Linked DNA regions of Homo sapiens: region 1 is linked to region 2. The links are chromatin loops, found by intact Hi-C in ENCODE. Cell type or tissue: HCT116. All regions are shown on one strand. Each heading gives the region's core, and the rest is flanking DNA. Links, peaks and the distances in the headings are about the cores only.

What was found. A loop is a pair of places that touch in the nucleus more often than their neighbours do. Peaks named below come from ENCODE experiments on the same cell type or tissue, not always from the same donor. Only the 100,000 strongest peaks of a DNase experiment are listed, where the experiment ranks them.
Region 1: a loop joins it to region 2, with 2.5 times the contacts of the local background. A loop is called at or near these places in 6 of 110 quality-filtered maps.

What each region holds. Positions count from the first base shown.
Region 1 is chr16:2,420,208-2,425,575 of GRCh38, reverse strand. It overlaps the pseudogene ABCA17P. Among named protein-coding and RNA genes, the nearest start is that of CCNF, 6.6 kb to the left of the region's middle. RefSeq lists enhancers at 885-997, 2,121-2,886, 3,168-3,217 and a silencer at 2,154-2,448. In HCT116, for the core only: a CTCF peak has its summit at 2,271; a DNase peak (open chromatin) is centred at 2,285.
Region 2 is chr16:2,294,113-2,299,428 of GRCh38, reverse strand. ABCA3 (ATP binding cassette subfamily A member 3) reads left to right here. Exons shown (of 33, transcript NM_001089.3): 14 at 1-26; 15 at 889-1,043; 16 at 1,508-1,663; 17 at 1,890-2,100; 18 at 3,689-3,839. Among named protein-coding and RNA genes, the nearest start is that of MIR4717, 22 kb to the right of the region's middle. In HCT116, for the core only: a CTCF peak has its summit at 2,647 (motif pointing left); a DNase peak (open chromatin) is centred at 2,608.

The DNA of each region.
Region 1 (5,368 bases), core at 149-5,148, 130 kb before region 2:
TCCAGAGTGCCAAACACCTGAGGGGAGGGAAGAGGCTGCTGTGGCCAGGCTGTCCCACAGATGCACACGGGGGAGGAGAGAGGGTGGGAAGGGCTGGCCTCCGGGACTGTGACAAGGCCCCAAAGAGGCCCATCCCTCTCTCAGCTGCTCCAGAACACCTCCTGAGAAGTCAGTGCTATGGATCTCAGCTGTCTGTGCTCTTGGGTGGGAGTGGTGTCAGAAGGCCAGAGGCCTGGTGGGGTCCCTGGCTTGCTGTGTGTCCCCAGGCATCTGGTGTTCCCTCTCTGGGCCTGCTCTCCTCTCCATGAAATAAGTGGGCAGGAGGAGCCAATCTTCAAAGTCCCTTCCAGCAGAAACACCTTCTGTTCTATGAAATCCACGTGAACGTTGCCATGGAGATGGCAGAGGACAGGGGCAGCACTGAACATGACTTCAGGAGGATGGGGAGGAGAGAAAGACAGGGAGAGAGAGAGAGAGAGACAGAGTTACCCCAGAAAGTGGGTCACGTCAAAAATGTGCGCTCAACTTCGCCCAGCTGAGGTCGCGGCCCAGCAGATGGTAATGGACCATGCCTTGGTGCTTGTCTTCAAGAACGCTGCCTGCACGAAGGAGAGATGGCGTTGCTGTGACGGCTGGGCTGGAGGATCAGGGAGGGTGCCTGGGTGCTCGGCATTGGGGTCCTCATCCCAGGGATCAGGGAGATGGGACGTGGGAGGGGCGAGGCACAGACTCTCCTCACGGCAGATGGGAAATGCCTAGGCAGGGGCCCAGGGCCCACCCAGTGGGGGCTGCCGGGGCCGGCACACACCTGGAAAGGTCAGGTCCACGAAGGCCTTGAACTCCTCCAGCACCTCCTGCTGCCCTTCACTCTGCACCTTGGCCCGCAGGGAGTAGCCACTGCTGAACTTGCTCTTGAGGTGCTGGGGGCTGCCCAGGCACTTGAACTGCCCCTGCACCATGATGGCCGCCGGCTGCACAGGGCCTCACACTCCTCCATGCTGGGGAGAGGGTGGGGCCTGAGACAGGGCTGGGGGTGTCAAAGGCTCATGCAGACAGGAAGGCGTTGGTGGCCTGATCAGGCCATTCCTGATACCAATGCTCAGAGTGTGGCTCAGGTGCAGAGCCTAGGGAATCTCCTCAAAGACTCTCCACCAGTTGCTGATGGGTCTTCTGGCCACCTGGCTTCTTCCCAGCCTACCTGGTTTTGAAACTTCCAGTGACCCACAGACCCAGGCTCTACCTATGGGAGGTGATGATGATGGCCTTGCCAGACTCGTGGGCGTGTGCCACAGCATTCCAGAACAGGCGCCGGGCCACGGGGTCCATGCCAGTGGATGGCTCATCCAGGAAGATGAAGGCAGGCTCTCCAATCAGGGCGATCAATGCCAGTGCTCAACTTCGGCTTGTTACCACCACCGGGGGTGGAAGGGAGAAGGTTGGGTGACGGCAATGGTCAGTCTCCAGCAGTGAGCACTGCCGGCTCAACACTCACCCCCTTTCCTTCTCTATTCAGGAAGTATTCCCACACCCCTCATGGGGCTTTCAGCAATGCAGTCCACCACTTTCACCCAGAGCTGAATTGTGGCTTGGGCTATCCACTCAGGAAATAACTTGTTCCCCTGGACACAGGGATGAGTCCAGGGTGAGCACACGGCCGACGAGTCTTCTTTGAGGGTTTGAAGTGTTGAGGGCAAGCACCTCTCCATCTGAGAGGAAAGGCATTGGCCCATCTTAGCTAACTTAAAAAAAAAAAACTGGATGGGCATGGTGGCTCACACCTGTAATCCCAGCACTTTGGGAGGCTGAGGCGGGTGGATCACCTGAAGTCAGGAGTTTGAGACCAGCCTGGCCAACATGGTGAAACCCTGTCTCTACTAAAAATACAAAAATTAGCTGGCCGTGTTGGTGGGCACCTGTAATCCCAGCTACTCGGGAGGCTGAGGCAGGAGAATTACTTGAACCCATGAGGCAGAGGTTGCAGTGAGCTGAGATCATGCCATTGCATTTCAGCCTGGGCAACAAGAGTGAAAACTCTAAAAAACAAAACCAAACAAAAAAACCATATAGCATTTACTATGTGCAACACACTGTTCTAAACTTCGCAAATGTGAACTCATTTGATCTTCAGAAGATGCAGGGAAACGTAAAAACCTGCTTGAAACAGGAGCCACCAAAGAGAGAAGACCCAAGGGACATCATCATCTGACCCCGGGCTCACTTTGCTAGAGGCGTGGGCACCTCTACCTCCCAATCCTGGGTGTGCAGTACCGCTGTGTGCCTCCGGGGGCGCTGCACACAACACGAAGGGAGTCCTTGGACCTGCGGGGCCTGTGGCCTTGCTTTAATTGGAGTCGGGCTTCTATCACTGACAACAGAAGCCTGAGAAATACCCCATGCGCCTTAGCAGAACATCAGTAGTTCAAGTACCGCAGACCCAGTGGTATGAGGTAACTCTGGGCTTAAAATGCAAACTTACTGAAAATAGCCCTTCATAAAGTGGCAGGGAGAAAGGTCCGTCCTCACCTTATCAGGACAGTAACACCTGTGGTGCCATCTGCCTGACCTCAGCCACGTAAGCTGCCTTTGGCCTGGGTCAGCTTCATAATCCAGTCAAGCCCAGGACCAAGAGGAAGGGGTGCCTTGAGGCAGCCCAGGCCACTTACCTCTTCCTGCAGGCCGCCCCCAACCACCTGCGCAGTGACCTCATGCCCAGAGCTGGGGGCTTTGCCCTGCTCTCCAGGTCTGGGAAGAACTGGAACTTATCTTGTAACTGGAGGTGGAGGGCCTGAAGGAAGCCCCAGATCTCACCTGTAGGTCTTGACCAGCTTGTTGGCGTACATGTACATGACTAAATCCTCAAGAATCTGGTCCACACAAGCACTGATGGGGTGCTCTGGGATGCCCCCGATCTGGGCATACATGACCAGCATCTCATGGCCTGTCATGAAGTTCAGCAGAGCATCAAACTGAGGACAGTAACCAATCCACCGCCATACCTGGGTCAGAAAACAGCCCGGAGAGGGAGGCACGTCAGAAGAAACCTCCTCCCACCAGGCTCACCAAGCCTCCAATGAGGCAAGGGCCTGGACACCTGCTGGTCTTGCTCCAGGCTGCTGCCTCTGCCACTACCCGCATCTGCCATGTGAATGCACAGGCACACTACTAAGGGGCTGTGAGTGGAAGTAGAGTAATGTAAGGGAGCCTGGGACAGCCCTTGCTGCTGGTGTTGTGGACAGGGTGGAGCGCTTGTTTGGCTCCTCCTCCAGCCCACCCAGTGTGAAACCTCAGCACACAGTGCCTCCCTACTTCCTGGTGCCTTTGAAGCATCCAGTCAATACAAGAGGCTTGCTTTGCTTTTTTCCCCTTTAGAAATATTTTCTATTAGGCATGTAATCTGCAAATAGATTTTCTTTGTAAAATATTCATGCAAAGACTCCTGCAGTCTGTTGGCTCAGCCCACTGTGGCCAGGCAGCTGTGCACCCTCTACACTTCTGTGTTGGCAAAGGCACCTGCGTGGGCCTGTGCTCCTTGCTCAGGACTGGCTGGGTGCTGTTTTTGCCAAATGGTATCATCCCATATCTACCATTCTGTAACATGCTTTTCTTTTTTATTTTCTTTTTTTGAGATGGAGTCTCGCTCTGTCGCCAGGCTGGAGTGCAGTGGCGTGATCTTGGCTCACTGCAACCTCTGCCTCCCAGGCTCAAGCAATTCTCCTGCCTCAGCCTCCTGAGTAGCTGGGTTTACATGTGCACGCCACCACACCTGGCTAATTTTTGTATTTTTAGTAGAGACAGGGTTTCACCATGTTGGTCAGGCTGGTCTCGAACTCCTGGCCTCATGATCTACCTGCCTCAGCCTCCCCAAGTGTTGAGATTACAGGCATGAGTCACCGTGGCCAGCCAACATGCTTTTCTTACTCAATATTATGTCTTAAAGATATTCCTAGGTCAGTAAATACAGATCTACCCCCACTTATTTTAACTGCTTCTTAGTTATCCAGGGAAGGCTTCTAGATTTCATTTAGCTGTTTAAAAATTTCATTTGACTCATTTCCAGGCTTTCGCTTTTATTTATTTATTTTTTTTTTGGGACAGTCTCACTCTGTTGCCCAGGCTGGATTGCAGTGGTGTGATCTCAGCTCACTGCAACCTCTGCCTCCTGGGTTCAAGCCATTCTCCTCTCAGCCCCCTGAGTAGCAGGGGCTACAGGTGCACGCCACTACGCCCAGCTAATTTTTTGTATTTTTAGTAGAGAGGGGGTTTCACCATGTTGGCCAGGCTGGTCTCAAACTCCTGACCTCAGGTTTTTGCCTTTCTGAACTTGCAGCTGACCACCCTGGTTTGTGTCCATGTTCATCTACTCCCAGGTGCTGGAAAGAGTGGGATGCCATTTCTGAGAAGTAACCACTGTTTTTCCCTCCTATTTTCTCCCCTCTTCTCCCTATTCAAACAGCTGGACAACCCTGGGCTCCACTGCCTGAGGTTGGAGGATGGGAAGGATTTTACAGAGTGCAAAACAGAAAACCACATGGAGGCTGGGCACGGTGGCTCACGCCTGTAATCCCAGCACTTTGGGAGGCTAGGCAGGTGGATCACTTGAAGCCAGGAGTTTGAGACCAGCCTGGCGAACATGGCACACACCTGCAATCCCAGCTACTCCGGAGGCTAAGACATAAGAATTGCTTGAACCCAGGAGGCAGAGGTTACAGTGAACTGAGATCATGCCACTGCACTCTAGCCTGGGAGACAGAGGGAGACTCTAAGAAAGGAGGAAGGGGAAGGGGGAGAGGAAGGGGAAGGAAAAGAGAGAGAGGGAGGGAGGGAGGGAGGGAAAGAAAGGAAACCACATGGAGTGTCTGCTTAGTGAAAGAGAGGTAAGGGAGACGGCTGTCAGTGTGGAAGAATGTTACGGAGACCTCACACAACTAAGGGCCCGGCTTTGGTTCCCAGAGTGGGGCTTCCCCCTTTTCCTCCTTCTTTTTATAACAGCTTTATTAAGATACAATGCACATACCACATAATTCACCAATGTGTACAGTTCAACTGCTCTCAGCACGTTCACATCCATCATCACACTCAACTTTAAACACTTCATTGTTCCCAAAAGAAACCCTGTACCCATGAGTAGTCACTCCGCGTTCCCTTTAACACCTCCAGCACCTGACTACCACTAATAAGCTTCCTGTCTCCATGGCTTTGCCTATTCTGGACATTTCATATGAATGGAATCACACAGCATATGATCTGTGTCTGGTTTTCTGGTTCATCCATGTTGTGGTGTATGTCAGTGCTTCATCCCTTTTTATGGCTGAGGAATATTCCATATCATACAGCAAGACCACATGTTGTTTATCCATTCATCTGTTGA
Region 2 (5,316 bases), core at 1-5,000:
GACCACCACCCTCTCCATGCTCACAGGTGAGGGCCAGGCGCCTCACGCCCCTGCCACCAGCAGGCCCCCCTTTAACACCATCTCAGCGCCAGCCCCGCCTCACTCCCTCAATGGGGCTTTCGGGCCTTCCCCAACCACAGCGGCAGGAGATGCACCTCAGCCCTGCAGGCCCAGGGGCACAAGCAGGGACTGCCCTCCTCACCGCCTCTGTCCGGGACATGCCGGGGGACCCCCAGGGACCCCTGCCCTCCTCACCGCCTCTGTCCGTGAATGCAGGGGGACCCCCAGGGACCCCTGCCCTCCTCACCGCCTCTGTCCGTGAATGCAGGGGGACCCCCAGGGACCCCTGCCCTCCTCACCGCCTCTGTCCATGAATGCAGGGGGACCCCCAGGGACCCCTGCCCTCCTCACCGCCTCTGTCTGTGAATACCCAAGCTTGACAGGGTCAGTGAAAACAGAGGCCACCACGCAGGAGCAGCTCAACCCCATGCTAATTCTGTCACCAAACCCCTCTCTGAGAGCTCTCCCCTGTGCACCACACCGGCCACTGGCATTTCACTCTGTCTTCCCCAAGCACCAAAGTGTCTGGCAGTGGCACAGGCTGGGACCCGGGGCGGGGGCTGATTGTGGTGACTCTGTGTGTGTGTGTCGTGGGTTTCTCCTCCCTGACCAGCTGTGCGTCCCAGTGGCAGGGCTGTTTCCATGCCGCTTCTTTTTCCCACTGGCCCAGCCAAAGCCCACCCCAGTGGGAGTGGGGTTCCGTGCCCTCTCATGGGCAGGGTCCTCAGAGGAAATTAGGGGAGACAGAGAGGGGGTGGGGGGTCATTACCGCGGGTGCTGACGAGCAGGATCTTCATGCTGAATGTGGGGTCTCCTGCTGGGCCCCAGGTCTCTTTCCCCCCACCAGTGGACGGGCATACATCAGCGGGTATGAAATTTCCCAGGACATGGTTCAGATCCGGAAGAGCCTGGGCCTGTGCCCGCAGCACGACATCCTGTTTGACAACTTGACAGTCGCAGAGCACCTTTATTTCTACGCCCAGGTGAGTTGGGGGCCAGGGGTGTGCAGGGGTGTTTCCACTGATGTGCTCGAGTTTCTGGGGCAGTCTTCCGAGGAGCTAAACTGGAGGAAGGGAGCCAGGAGGGCAGGAGCCAGGGTTCTGAGTCCAGCTACGTCAAGGAGAGGTTCCTCTCACCAGAACCTCGCTGGCCAGGGTCGGCCTCCCGCCAGGAGCCCTGCATCTCCCCAGCTACGTCAAGGAGAGGTTCCTCTTACCAGAAACTCGCTGGCCGTGGTCGGCCTCCCGCCAGGAGCCCTGCATCTCCCCAGCTACGTCAAGGAGAGGTTCCTCTCACCAGAACCTTGCTGGCCGTGGTCGGCCTCCCGCCAGGAGCCCTGCATCTCCCCAGCTACGTCAAGGAGAGGTTCCTCTCACCAGAACCTCGCTGGCCAGGGTCGGCCTCCCGCCAGGAGCCCTGCATCTCCCTGCGTCCCCTGTCGTTGCAGCTGAAGGGCCTGTCACGTCAGAAGTGCCCTGAAGAAGTCAAGCAGATGCTGCACATCATCGGCCTGGAGGACAAGTGGAACTCACGGAGCCGCTTCCTGAGCGGGGGCATGAGGCGCAAGCTCTCCATCGGCATCGCCCTCATCGCAGGCTCCAAGGTGTGGCGGTGGGACTGGAGGCAGTGGGTTCCCCTCCTGCTCGACCTGGGATGGCCCTTCCGCCATGGCCCGGGCACCTTGGCCCTTGACACCCCAGACAAGGCCATCACCATCCTTGGAGGACTCAAGCCGGCTCCGCGAACCCCTCGATGGGGCCTACCGCAAGGCCAGCCTGGGCCCGGGGTGTGGCTCTACCAGCGTCGCGAGACTGTGTCTCTCCCTCCAGGTGCTGATACTGGACGAGCCCACCTCGGGCATGGACGCCATCTCCAGGAGGGCCATCTGGGATCTTCTTCAGCGGCAGAAAAGTGACCGCACCATCGTGCTGACCACCCACTTCATGGACGAGGCTGACCTGCTGGGAGACCGCATCGCCATCATGGCCAAGGGGGAGCTGCAGTGCTGCGGGTCCTCGCTGTTCCTCAAGCAGAAATACGGTGAGCGGTGGGGCCAGCCCGCGACAGGGTCGGTGTCCTGGCTGCCGTGCTGAGGGAATGGCTGCTACCTTCATGAAGGGCCCTCAGATCAGGCAGGGGTGGCCTTTTCTAGACTTCCTGTCTGTTGCCTCTGGGTGGAGAGCCCAACCAGGCAGGGGGGCTTGTGAGAGGGAAGAGGCAGGAAATGGAGCTGAAAGTCTCAATTTGGTTAGGATGTGGTTCAGCCATGACCAGAAGAACAGAGGCCAAGCCTAGTGCCACTAGGAGCAGCACTGCCCTTGGAGAGGCCAACACACGCACCAACATGGCAGCTCCCACGTGAGAGCAGCTCACAGCATGGCCAGGGCCAGCAGGGGCTGACAGGATCTGGGCCCAGACCTCTGACTGTACTGTGCAACTACGGCTTCCCTTTCAAGGTCACCTCCTGGTCCAGCACGATCTGGGTGTGCCAGCGTCCCCCACATTCCAACGGGGTGGAGCAAAGACATAGGAGCCCTCCTCCCCTCAGGACACCCCCCAAGTTCACGTCCCACTTCTGCCCCCTAGTGACTGAGTGGCAACCCAGTGTGGTCAGCAGTAGGCTGGAGGGGATGGCCTTTGTCCTGGGCAGCCACATGCTCAGCCAAGATACCAGGGTTTTGTTACCAAGAGGGAGGACAGCAGGCGTTAGGAGATGAGGAACCATCCACCACGGCCTCTGAGAGTTTCACTAGCCACTTCCTGCCCCACTGCCCAGTTGGCAGAGCCATTGTTCTTCCTGGGCCTGGCATCCTTGTCTCTAAAGAGGACATGGGGCCAGGCGTGGTGGCTCACCGCCTATAATCCCAGCACTTTGGGAGGCCAAGGCAGGCAGATCACTTGAGGTCAGGAGTTCAAGACCAGCCTGGCCAACATGGTAAAACTCTGTCTCTACTAAAATACAAAAACTTAACCAGGTATGGTGGTGCATGCCTGTAATCCCAGCTACTTGGGGAGGCTGAGGCAGGAGAATAAGTACTTGAACCAAGGAGGGAGAAGTTACAGTGAGCCAAGATTGTGCAGCTGCACTCCAGCCTGGGTGACAGAGTGAGACTTGTCTCAAAAAAAAAAAAAAGGACATGGAATTCCATCTCCTGCACGGTGACGTTGGGAAAGAGGTGAGATGCATCTCTGATAGTGCCGTGCAGTGCGGTCTTGCAGCCGGTAGCTCTTGCTCCTGCTCCTGCTGACAGTCCCTTCCTAGAACCACACCATAACCATCAGTGTTAACCCCACAAGACAGAAGCCCTCACACGTGGTCCGTCGCTGCTGATGATATCCTTCCCTGGTGCTTGTATAGCTGGGGGGAGACCCCACCTTCCAGCAGGTGCCCCTGACAGTGCTCAGCACCCTAGATCCCCAGCAGCTCTTCCCAGCAGGAGCGGGAGGTGACACCCTTGGGACAGCACAGGGAGCTCCAAGACACATTCATTCTGCTTCAGCTGCCCACCTCCGGTTCTCTAGCCTCCTTCCCACCAGCTTGCCTGGTGTGAGCCCTAGAGACCCCGGGGTGGGCATGAAGAGACCTGGGGGATCAGCCAAAGATCTCACACGTGGCCCTGTATTCCAGGTGCCGGCTATCACATGACGCTGGTGAAGGAGCCGCACTGCAACCCGGAAGACATCTCCCAGCTGGTCCACCACCACGTGCCCAACGCCACGCTGGAGAGCAGCGCTGGGGCCGAGCTGTCTTTCATCCTTCCCAGAGAGAGCACGCACAGGTACGCCTCCCAGGGAGGGCACGCACAGGTATACATCCAAGATGGGATCCCCATGGGCCATGAGGGCTTTGTGCTCAGAGGCACCTGCTCTGCCCCTCTCTGGCCTGGCCAGTCGGCACTCTTAGACCCTCAGCCTGGGCACCATCAGCCCAGATGAATCTGCTTGGCTGGGTCCTAGGTGCCAGGCCTCCTAGCAAGGAGAAACATAATTAGGACCTGAAAAGGAGAAGCACGTATCTGACTCACCAAAAGGGTGCTCAGCGCTGATGCAGGGCTCACACTCCCCCTTCTGACACCAGGCTCAACACGTGCTGCGGCTGCACTCAGAACTACTCGTGAAACCGAGTCTGTATTTGTATGTGGGTGGTGAATTTGGTCTCAGTGTCAGAGCTGGAGATGTTACCACCTGCTCATCACTGTCTCACACACACGGCAGAACCAGCAAGGGGAGGGAAGCCAGTGTTCCATGACACTATCTATCAGTCTGGATATTATCTGGATAATATCAGTTTATTGCACTTTTCTCCAGTTTGTTGTTTGATTTTGTCAGATTTTTTTCCATTTTACATTTATTTATTTTATTTGTTATTTATTTATTATTTGTTTTGAGATGGAGCCTCACTCTGCTGCCCAGTCCAGAGTGCAGTGGCACAATCTCAGCTCACTGCAACCTCTGCCTCCCAGGTTCAAGCAATTCTCCTGCCTCAGCCTCCCAAGTAGCTGGGATTACAGGCGTGCACCACCACACCCGGCTAATTTTTGTATTTTTAGTAGAGATGGGGTTTTACCATGTTGTCCAGGCTGGTCTCAAACTCCTGACCTCAGGTGATCCACCCACCTCGGCCTCCCAAAGTGCTAAGATGTCAGGCATGAGCCACCATGCCTGGCCACATTTGTTTATTTTAAAAACAAGGTCTTGCTCTGTCACCCAGGCTGGAGTGCAGTGGTGCAATCACAACTCACTGCAGCCTTGAATTCCTGGGCTCGTGATCTCCCACCTCAGCCTCCCGAATAGTTGGGACTACAGGTGTGTATCAACATGTCCGGCTAGTTTTTTTATTTTTTTTGTAGAGATGGGGTCTTGTTATGTTGCCCAAGCTGGTCTTGAACTCCTGGGCTTAAGTGATCCTTCCGCCTCAGCCTCCCAAAGTTCTGGGATTCCAGGTGTGAGCCACTGCACCCGGCCTAGATTTTGTACTTAATGTAGCAACATCCTTTCTCTTGTGACTTCTTCTATTAATTTTATTCTTAGAAAGTGTTTCGCAGCTGTGCATAGTGGCGCACGCCTGTAATCCCAGCACTTTGGGAGGCCAAGGCGGGCGGACCATGAGGTCAGGAGATCGAGACCATCCTGGCCAACACGGTGAAACCTCGTCTCTACTAAAAAAAAAAAAAAATACAAAAATTAGCCGGGCGTGGTGGTGGGTGCCTGTAATCCCAGCTACTCAGGAGGCTGAGGCAGGAGAATCACTGAACC